Linked DNA regions of Homo sapiens: region 2 is linked to region 1. Evidence: chromatin loops called from intact Hi-C (ENCODE). Cell type or tissue: mammary epithelial cell. All regions are shown on one strand. Each heading gives the region's core, and the rest is flanking DNA. Links, peaks and the distances in the headings are about the cores only. Region 1 holds the start of TIAM1-AS1 (TIAM1 antisense RNA 1). Region 2 overlaps TIAM1 (TIAM Rac1 associated GEF 1).

Region 1 (5,368 bases), core at 215-5,214:
AGGAATCTGGGGGGAAGGAGACAGGCCCAACGCTGCTTTTCCTTTCTGGTTTAGAGGGGGAGGGGAGAAGAGAGGAGCAAGGAGAAAGAACTGCAAAGGGAAAGGAGAGGAAGTCTTTGTCCGGGCTCTTTGGACGAGCATTAGAGTGGAGTTAAATTGTCAGCTAATGAGATTTCCTAACCACGTGCTCCCTTTTAAGTCTAGGCCCCCAACTGATTTGATCCCCACACAACAGCAGGGGGGAAAGAGGCCTTCAGCATCCCTAAGGGCGCGAGAATTCCCAGAACAAGTACAAGAAGGATGAGAATCATTTCTGAGAGTTCAACTTTAAATAGGTTATCATATTTATTAATTGACATCTAGCAACAATGCTACTGGCCGCGTTCCACATCAACAGCCGAATAGGGGTTCACGGGAGTCAGATTCCACTCGGGGTAACTGAGGCAGGCCCAGGGGAACGGAAGAGACAGAGCGCAATCCTGAGGGCTTCTCCAACCACTGGACAGCCTACAAGTCGAGTTTATGTTTGTTTGTTTGCCTGTTTTGGCTGGCAAAGGCCCCTGGGGCCTACATTCAAAGAATGTGTTGTTGGACCCAATAATTTATTCCAACAGGCAAAAGGGTGTTAAAACAGGAAGTTTTTTTTTTTCAATAAAATCTTTGTCGTTAAGCCTGAGATCATCTGATCTGATTATGGACTGTTATTATTTTGTGTTGTTTATTTCTATATGAAACTGATTTCTCTTTTTGCCTAAAGAAAAGTAGCAGTGCAGAGCTAGTGGAGGAAAAACAACTCAAAACACATTCACAACATTTTGAAGATATTCAATGAAATTGATTCTCTTCTACCTTCCCTGCTTAGTCAACAGCCTCTTCCTTAAGTTTTATTTCTCCTCTATTCAAAGATAATTACTTAGCAACGTCGGTGTTTACCACGCAAAGGCATCCACCCTCCCTAGCCCAGCTTTTTACCTTGAGATACAAAAAAGCATATGCTGGAAACCAACAATTTACCAAACTTCTTCAGCTACAAGGCATAGCTTAAATTTCATCTCTCCTAGAAAGTGTTCCCTCCTAACCTCCAGACATCTCTTTGTTCAAACCTCCCTCCTTCCTGGACTTAATCACTTTCCACAGCAGTCCTTGGTTCACTGGCAACTGCTTTCCACCTGGAAGGGTTTTTCCTTCTCCAAACCCAGGTCTGGGTCCCAGCAGAATCTTGAAGAAGAAAGAAGAAACAACTAAAACCTAATGGAAATTCAAACACATTTTTAAAAGGGCTGCAAGCGATTAGATAAATCTAATTAAACCTAAGGCCAAGTAAAACAAGTCCTGTTTGAAGCTGAGAACAGCAGTCCTTCATGCCTTTTATAATAAAAAGAAATTGGGGCTGGGGGAGTGAAGAACGCAGAAAAGGAAAGCGACAAGGGGCCATCCTCTATTACAGATTTCCTCTAACACAGAATCAACAGGACTCTAATATTTCATACGTGGCTGTCACTGTGCTTTGAGGTTAATCTATATGGTCGTTTAAGCCCCGCCCCCCTAGAGGTTATTCCTTATCCCCACTTTACAGATGCGCAAACTGAGACACAGGAAGATAGAATAGCTCGGCCGGGATCACCCAGCTTGTGAGTGACACCGAGCAGGTACTGGAACCCGGGTTTGTTTGACCTCAGCGCACAGGCTCTAAACCTCTGCTCCAACTCAAAGTATGCGCCAAGTCAGCGTGCATGGGTAACCCGATCCGGACGGCTCTGACTCGGGATGCGGCACAGCTGCCCTGCGGGGCCGCGCGGGTGTCACCGAGGCGGGCACAGACTGCACAGTGTCCCCAAGGGCTCGCGCACGTCCTTCAAGACCTGCCAGCGCGCGGGAAAAGGCAGGCTCCGAGTCAACCAGGGCTGACCCGGGGGCAAGACCAGGAGACGCGACGACTGGAACCGGGTGAGTGTGGCCGAGTCGGCGCCCCGAGGGCCGCCAGCCTGGACCCCAGGCTGGGACACGGGCGCCCCCGGGTGCAGGGGACCTAGAGGCGCCGTGCGCGGCGGGGGCTGGGCGCGAAGGCGCCGAGACGGCATCTTTCCCCTGCAGCATCCCGCCCCGCGGCCGGGGGGAGGGGGCGTCACCTGACAGCGCGCAACAACTTCTCCAGGTTTCGAGGGGGCAAGCGGCAGCCGCCGGGGCTGGGGGGCGCACGGCGCGCTGCTCTCGCCCAATGGCGAGGTCTGTAAACAAAAGCGGGCCCCACGCGGGTCCCCAGCCGGGTGGCGAGGGGCGCGGCGCAGCAGCATCGCAGCGGCAGAGCTGGTGAGAGGGCGAGGCGGGGACGGGATAGGGCGCGGGGACCCAGGGCACAGTCCCCGGGACCCGACCGCCCGGATGAGGCATTGTCTGCGCACCCGCAGGATTCCGCTTTTAATGCCCCCCTCCGGGGGTTCGTCGCGGGTCCCCAGCTCCGTGCGCCGGCCCCCGGGCTTTCCGCCCGGTGAGCCCGGCCCCGAGGGCGGCACGGATCGCCAAGGTGAGCGCCCAGGACGCGTCGCCGAAAAGCCAGGCCCGGAGGTGCCTAAGTCAGGGACCGAGACGCAAACATAGACACAAGGATGCACAAGCACGCCCTCCCCGAAGTTGACAAAAATCAGCCGATAAAATACAAAGTGCCGCGGCCGCCGCAGGTCAGCGCTGACCTCCTGCTGCCGAGAGGACCGAATGCCGACGTCCGGACGCTGTCATTTCCATCCAGCGAAGGCACCTGGGCTGCACGGTCTCGTCTCCCTCCTTCGCGCGAGGGATGCCTCCTCCTGCCTCTCCTCCCCGCATCTCCCCACCTCCCAAGTGTGTGAACACGAAAACAATACGTGGAAAGCCCGATCGGGGGGAGCTAGGACCCGCCGGGAGCCCCAGTGTGCGGGAGACGGGGGTCAGAACGTGCCCGGCACGGGCACCGAGGCTCCGGGCATCCTCGCCGCCGTCTCCCGGGGCGGCTCCGGCCGGACGCCCGCGCACCCCAGGCCCGCGGTACTCACCCGCGACGGTCGTCCGGGATCTCCGCGACGGGGCCGGGCACGATGCGGGGCAGCCGTGCCCCTGGGGCTGCGGGCGCCAAGGCGTCCGCGGAGCTGCAGAGCTGCGCGCCCGACGGCGGCGGCGCTGCTCTGCCGGCCGCGCTCGAACCCGCTCGTGGTCTGCCAATCGGAGCTGTCAGGGCCCCTCCGCCTGCGGCCTCGGGGGCCGGGCCGCGGGAGCCCGTGGGAAACCGAGCTCCGATTGGGCCGCCTGACAATCGCTCCGCCTCCGGCCAGCCAATCCGAGGCGGTGGATGCAGGAGCGGGGCGTTCGGAGTTGGGCTGTAGAGCGACTATGGGCGCACGCCGGGTATCCGCGCCGCAGCCAGGCTCGGAGCGCGCGGCTGGAGGGGCGCGGGCGGCGCGCGCTCCAGAGATGCCTTCCTGCGAGGCTCCGTCAGCGCGGCCCGGGGAGATCGCCCGCAGGCAGCGGAGGCGCGGCGGGCCGGGGGACGACCAGGGAGCCCCTAACAAAGCAGCTTTGGGAGGGCCGGAGGCCTCTGCCTCCCTCGGCGATAGGTCCGCGAAGCTGCCTGTCATCTCGCATAGGTGGAGGTGGCCAATGGCGTGCACAGACGGAGCTCTAGTTGGCGCGCGCGCGCGGCTCGGCATCGGTGGGATTGGTCGGAGGTAAAGGATTTTCCTGCCACCTAAGGCGGAGAGGAAGGGGGATCGAAACGGGGGAGGCGAAGAGTCAAAAAATGTTGTGCCTGGGACAAGTGGTCTGGCGCGGGAGGCGTGTGCCTGGCTCTAGGGGGAGACAGGAACTTTTTTACGAGAGAAAAAAATCCTAACGCAATCCCTTCCCGTGGATGCTAGAGGATGTTAGACCCTGAGCAGCCTCCAGGTAGGGCATGGTGGCCTTCACCAGAGTCCAGGACTCCCAGGGTTCACTTACCGTGCCCAGCAAGCGAACTTGGAATAACAGCGTGGGGTTTGGGCCTTACGCTTACCTGCTGGGCAGAGTAAGTGACTCGGGCAGGGTTCACGCAGACCTCCTGGGCTCCTCTGTAAAATCCGGAAACTACAGTTGCAGTTTACCTCTCGCAAGGTTGTGGAGAACGCGGAAACGGAGACGCTGGCGGTACAGCCTCGAGCGAAACCTTTCCCTACACGAGGCCGGAGCTTCCTCCTCTCCTGAAGAGCTCTAGACTTCCCCATTTACAACAAAGGCTGGGATGTATGTTCCTTACACCTTGATTCCATACACACGTGTTCGCCCCGGGAGCTGGGAAGGTCTGCGCTCCCGGGGTGATCTTGTTGAAAACAAAAAGAATTGCCCACGCTGTGGAAGATAAACCTAAACCGGAAAATTGAAAGTCATCCCTGATTCCTCCTTCTTCTTAACCCTCTCCCATCCATTTTTGTTAACCTCCCAAACCCATTCCTCCCATCCTGTCTCACCTGGACCTCAGTAAAGGGCTCCCATCGTCCTTCTGTCCCAGGCCTTGCCCCCTGAAATCTGTTCTCCACTTTGCAGAATGATCCTTCTAAGCAGAAAAATCTCATTTTGCGCTCCCAACTCTGGGTCTCTTTTCTTTCCCCAGAACACGTCAACCCCCAGCCCCTCCCTTCACTTCACTAATTCCTACCCTTCTTCAGATCCCAGCTTGGCCGCCAAGGCATCCATGCAGTAGGCATTGCTGAACTACTGCTCTTACAGACCCCGGGAAGCCTCCTGTACCCTGTCAAGGTTAGATGCCACATTTCCACTTCCAGTGCTTCCACCCCCTGTGCTCCCCTCACAGGCCTGTATGACACGGGGCTGAAGTTGCCTGTTGCACTGCAGCCTTCCATGGAAGCCGGAATCTTATCTATCTTCCCTGCTGGATCCCAGTCCTAGCACAGTGTTTGGCACATTTGGGGCACTGAAAAAACATGGAATCCATGAATTATAGAGGAGCTATAATTATAGGCAAGAGCTTTAAGGATTTGAAGTGCTTCTAAAACATCAGTTTGAGAAGAATGGGTAGCATGGTAGCTCTTGAACGGATGCGTCCACCAGGTTCCATGATCAGTATTACAGGGAGGTTTTTGAGTCAAGTTTGAGAGATTTTCCAAAGACACCCCTTCCAAAACCAGCCTCGTTTCAGCCAACAGCTTGGAATGGAGAATAATTCCCTTGAGAAGCTTTTCATCCCAGGACAAAGAGCCATTTCTTTACCTGTTACAAGCCACCATCTAGGGGAAATACATATATTTGAAAATGAGTAGAGGGTTTTTCCCTAAGGAAGTTTAGAAGTACATCTGGCCATCCTTAAAAGAACAGACCCTGGAGTGAGGCTGCCTAATTTCAGGCC
Region 2 (5,368 bases), core at 50-5,049, 340 kb before region 1:
AATTAATGAGGGTTTGGAAAGGATGCAGGTGGGAAACTGCAGCTTGGTGATAGACTAATAGCAGAGTTCAATGTTATGGGTATGCATTATCTATTAAAAGTGTCTAGCACAGCTAGTTTCTTTGTGCCAACTAGTTGATTTTAAATAACACTCGGCCTCACTGAAGAAACACACACACCCCAAATTGAGGTGGCCACAGAAGTGATTTGTGCGGGCTCACTTTTCATCTGCTCTGGAACCTACCTGATTGATGCTTGGCCGTCCCTGCTTCTTTTTGGAGGTAGTATCCAGACCCCACAGAGAAGAAAACCTGCTCCTTCGCTTGCTCGCGGATCTGGACATGGCCTGAGTACGTCTTCTCACTCCAGTTTCACCAGTGCGTGCTGCCACCTGAGGATGGCAAGGACAAGCAGCCACAAGGGAGATGCATCAGGACCACCCACTTGTGCCTTGAGGTCCCCGTAAGTCCCACCCTTCAAAAAACCCTCCTCCATCATGCCAGCCAACCCTGACCCCAATGCCTAAAGTATTCAATCCATGACCCAGACATATTGGGACTTTGAGAGCCCTTCATGGATTCAGAATGGAAATGAAAAGCTGGCAAATTCAATCCTTGTTTGAAATCATCAGCAAAAATACATAATATAGGAATAAAATATATGTTCTGTTTCCAAAAATGACATGTCCTTCTGGTCACAGGCTTGAACTACAGCAAGGGAAATGAGCCAGGCTTTCTCTCCAAATGCTACAGAGCTGTTTCTGCATTCTATTGAAAAATGGTGCTAAAGCGTCAGCAACAATAGTGGAAAAACAACAGATTTTGGTTCCTGGGTTTCCAGGTTAAATCTAAAATTACCAATCTCTACTATTTTGTTTTCTTAGGATATATAAAATCACGTTTTAAAATCAGACGAGTGATCATTGGCCCCCAATATCCATTCTCTATTCCATCTTAGTCAGAAAAATCTCAAATGTAGGCCAGGTGCGGTGGCTCATGCCTGTAATCCCAGCACTTTAGGAGGCAGATGCAGGCAGATCACCTGAGGTCAGGAGTTCGAGACCAGCCTGGCCAACATGGTGAAACCCTGTCTTAACTAAAAAATACAAAAATCAGCTGGGCACAGTGACAGGCACCTGTAATCCTAGCTACTTGGGAAGCTGAGACAGGAGAATTGCTTGAACCCAGGAGATGGAGGTTGCAGTGAGCTGAGAACACGCCACTGCACTCTAGCCTGGGCGACAGAACGAGACTCTTTCTCAAAAAAAAAAGCGGGGGGTGGGGAATCTCATATGTAAGTGAGCATGCAGCCACTGAGTCCAAGATGACTTATTTTCCTTGCAGTAGGGCATGGATTGGGCTTAAGTCCTGGTCAATGGCATACAAGCAAAAAATATTTGCAACTTCCAGGAACTGTGCTCAATGGGAGGGGGCTTTCTGTTATTCTTTCCGCTATCCTATCTGTTTTCTTTTTCCTGATAAAAGGAAGGTCTGTGTTGTGGTCTAGGATGTCCCTACCTAAGCCTTTTCAAGGATGGCAGAATAACAAGACAAAAGGGACTGGGCTCACTGAAGATGAAGGCACCTTACCAGACTTGCATCACTTACATGTCCTATGTTTAGGTAAATGGGAAAGAAAACTTGTATTTTTTTGTTGAACAAAAGCTAAACTCTGTCGAGGTATTACAATGTGCCAGCAACCCAGAGAAGCATTTCCTTTTTTTTTTTTTTTTTTTTTTTTTTTGACGGAGTCTCGCTCTGTCACCCAGGCTGGAGTCCAGTGGAGCGATTCCAGAGAAGCATTTCACAAGGGAACACCCTAAATGTAAATCTGTCACCAGGATAATTGCTCAAGTAGAATCTCCACAAGGACTCCAGAAAGTCCTCCCAGGCAAAACATTCAGGCTTGAACTTTATCCTACCAGGTGGCAAGCAAAGTCCCAGGAATTTAAGGGAACTTCTGCCAGAAGGTCTCCATGGGCCACCCACCCGCTCGCCTTTCAAAAAAGGGAGTGGCAGGAGGAACAGCGAGTCAGACTTGAAATGAAACTTCTCCACCCACTCTTTTGTTGCCAGAGGTGAATGTCTTGGAACCTACTTGTAGATTCCCACACAGGCAACTCCCAATGTGACAGATGCCAATTGGCAGCAATGCAGGGGATGAGGCACTGTTGGTAACATGAGGGGCCTCCCCAGCAGTCAGCGTGTTGGTTGGAAGGCACGCCCCTCTGGGGCTTCAGTACTGACAATGTAAACACCGCAGAAGCCCCACGGGTGGCAGGGACCCCTACGTACATTAAAAACAGGAATCAAAACGGCTTCTCTACAAGGGTATTAGAGGGAAGGTTTTTGGACCCAAACAAAAATAGGAAGATGAGGGAGCTGAGAGGTCTTGCATTTTGCATTTTCTCAGCTTAGCACGTTAAAAAAACAAAACAAAACAAAAAAAAACCCCAGATCAGGGCATAGAAAAATGTGGTATCCAAGACACTGGTGAGAATTTTCATGAGAAAGATCTTAATCTAAGATTACACCGGAGGTGTCACAGGGAACAAAATCACAAGACAAACACACCGTAAAATATGTAAAAATTTTCTCTTCTCTATTTTCATCACTTTCTCAGTTAAAGGTAAACAAAGGTTGTAAAAGGAATAAATTATAACATGCAGACATGCATATGCTCACATGACTATGTCAACACTGAATAAATGGTGTTAAAAATTTTTAAATTCTAGAGGAAAAAAATGTCCATTTGGCCTCACAGTCATATAGTCATTTTATAAATAAATCCAGTCATTAACAGTGACACATACATAGAGGCAACCGTATAAAATACGTCGACATATATTACTGTTTGCTTTCTTCATACACACAGCAATACCTGTACTTACTGTGTCTAGTTAATTGTTTACTTATTTCTTACCCTTCTCTCCCACAAGAATATAAGCTTCAAGAGGACAGGATCTCTGCGCTGTTCACTATAGTCCTAATCACAAGGATAAAACTGACGGATGCCAGGCACTTACATACATTTGTTGCTTGAACAAATAAATACATAAATACCACAAAGCAAAAGCACATCCTATATAACACGGTGACAACAATGGGTGCATCACACCAACACGGCACATGTATACATATGTAACAAACCTGCACGTTGTGCACATGTACCCTAGAACTTAAAGTATAATGTAAAAAAAAGAAAGAAAAAAGAAAACTCTTCAGTTTACAATTTCCAGACAAAGACAGCATGAAAGAGAAATTCATACACCCATAAATATTCTCAGTTATCAGCTGACTAGTTAGTTTAGTCTGTTTAACAAACACTTTACTTAAGTTTCTTATAAGCAGTAATTCTAAATTGCTTGGGGCCTTGTAAACTGCAAAAGTAACCACTATCCCCAAGACAATAATGACTCAAAATGAGCAAAGGGATTTAGAAAAAGGGCTGGCAGAAGAACTGCTGGACCAGAGCTCAAGAGTTTCCCAATGATCTTTGCCCAGACAATGCCTCCCTTTGTGGCCTGAACCTGATTACTCTATCATTCTGCTCATCTGTGCAAACAAGAACAATGATAACCTTCTTTCAAAGAGTACAGCGAGGACCCTTCAGTTAATTACTGCAAATCACTCAGCATTATGGGAAGCTTTCTCAGTGAATGCTACTTCAATTGTAGCTCCCCAATCTACCCAGCCCTGTTACCCTCACACCTCCTCCTTCCTCCTCCCCCACTAAAAAGAAGAAAAAAAATTTCTGGACAAAGACTAAATTGAAGAATGTTTCAACCCCAAGGAGAAAAAAAATCCCAGGGGTCAAATGACAAGGAGAGGAGGGAAAGAAAATAAGAGTTCCTAATAAATCAGACTGCAAAATTCCCTGCCCGGGATCTTCCACAGGAGCTAAAGCAACAAATAGGAACAGACACCCAACAGGCTCGCCTGACTTGTTCCGGCTGAAATGAAACCCCTCATAGAAAAGAGAAGTTGCAGGAACATATTGAAACACCCAGACTTGTATCACTGACAAAGCGAGCAAAAACCCAAGAAAGGAACAGAGAGTTGAACGTATGGACTTCAATGTTCTTTAAAACCACTGACCAAAACACCTCAGAGTAACTAACTCTCCCATCCCCATCTTCAGCTGGCCAAATTTTAATAGCCTGCCCCCCTGAAAGAAAAGTACACACACATCACAGACATTGAGATGAAGGAAATTAGAGGGTCCGAAGATGAATTATGGAAGAGTAAAACGGTAACCTTCTCAGGGAGGCTGCGCCCAGTGGCTTTGAAGAAAATAATGAAAGCATACAAGTTTTAGGGAGAAAGCAAAATTATTTTCTCCAAAATCTAGCAAGGTACAGTAAGAGGAGGAAGCCACTTCGATGCTCCGGGTTTGGTATTAATACAGATGGTACCTCGATGACATCACGAGTTCCCTTCATAAAAATGCGTCCTCAATGGATGATATTCTGACAAGGAGATAAAGAAGAATTTCTATCCTAGTTTTTTTGTTTATTTTTGTTTTGCAGAATAGGCGAACTGAGATTTGGCTAAGTTAAAAATTGGTGTCCAGGTCTCCAAGAAATAGATCTGGAGTCAAAAACTGAAAACGTTTTGTAAGTTTATTCAACACAGCACTTTGTCCCACCACTACTGAAAAAACAGGATTTAATAGCTGTATGGAGAGGTGGTAGCCAGGGAGACCAAGAGCTGAGCTGTAATTAGCAGAACAAATCAGGATGCCAGTTTTAATAACTCCAGAAATTGGTTTAAGACTTCTTTAAAAATGTAAATCTACCCCTAATTATCTGAATGATGATGCTAATCTATTTATAAAGAATACAAACGCCTCTGACTGAATTATAGCTCTGAATGCAATTGAAGGGTACAGCTGACAAAGCAAGAGAAGAACAGCACAGCTAAGGTTTTACAAAGCAGTTTCTGGAACCTGAGACTTAACATTTAATTCTCTAGCAAATGTGCTAAGGTGCAGTACATTCTAAGTGGGTGTCGACTTGGAAAGACTAAAACCATGTTACTCATACAGCAATTTTTGAGAAGGAGCCAAAAGTACACAAAGCTGCTCGCAATTTAGCAAGTACATGAAATTACAGATTATAAACACACAACACAACTATACAATCTGCCGCTCTAGAGGTCAGATGGAAATTCCCTTCCTCAAGCAATGCATATATGTTCAGCTGGCGAATCACAGAGTTCTTCGCCTTGCTCTAATGCATCGGGTATTCGTGGTCATCAAAACAATGGTAAAAATAAAGTGAAATGGAGAGCTCCAAAGAGATCTGTGTTCCATATATGGTGTATGTGTGTATGTATGTGTGTGTATATATACATACATGTACACATACA

The links. Peaks named below come from ENCODE experiments on the same cell type or tissue, not always from the same donor. Only the 100,000 strongest peaks of a DNase experiment are listed, where the experiment ranks them.
Region 2: a loop joins it to region 1, with 2.7 times the contacts of the local background. A loop is called at or near these places in 2 of 110 quality-filtered maps.

The regions. Positions count from the first base shown.
Region 1 is chr21:31,555,898-31,561,265 of GRCh38, forward strand. TIAM1-AS1 (TIAM1 antisense RNA 1) reads left to right here and starts at 3,336. Exons shown (of 2, transcript NR_171013.1): 1 at 3,336-3,698; 2 at 4,120-4,590. It also overlaps a transcript of TIAM1 not described here. RefSeq lists enhancers at 1,336-2,149, 2,963-3,775 and a silencer at 3,055-3,684. In mammary epithelial cell, for the core only: no CTCF peak of the experiment used is centred there; DNase peaks (open chromatin) are centred at 3,284 and 3,594; H3K4me3 peaks cover 1,981 bases; H3K27ac peaks cover 391 bases.
Region 2 is chr21:31,217,310-31,222,677 of GRCh38, forward strand. It overlaps TIAM1 (TIAM Rac1 associated GEF 1), which reads right to left. Exons shown (of 28, transcript NM_001353694.2): 9 at 244-390. Among named protein-coding and RNA genes, the nearest start is that of TIAM1, 120 kb to the right of the region's middle. In mammary epithelial cell, for the core only: no CTCF peak of the experiment used is centred there; DNase peaks (open chromatin) are centred at 2,092 and 3,462; H3K27ac peaks cover 1,667 bases.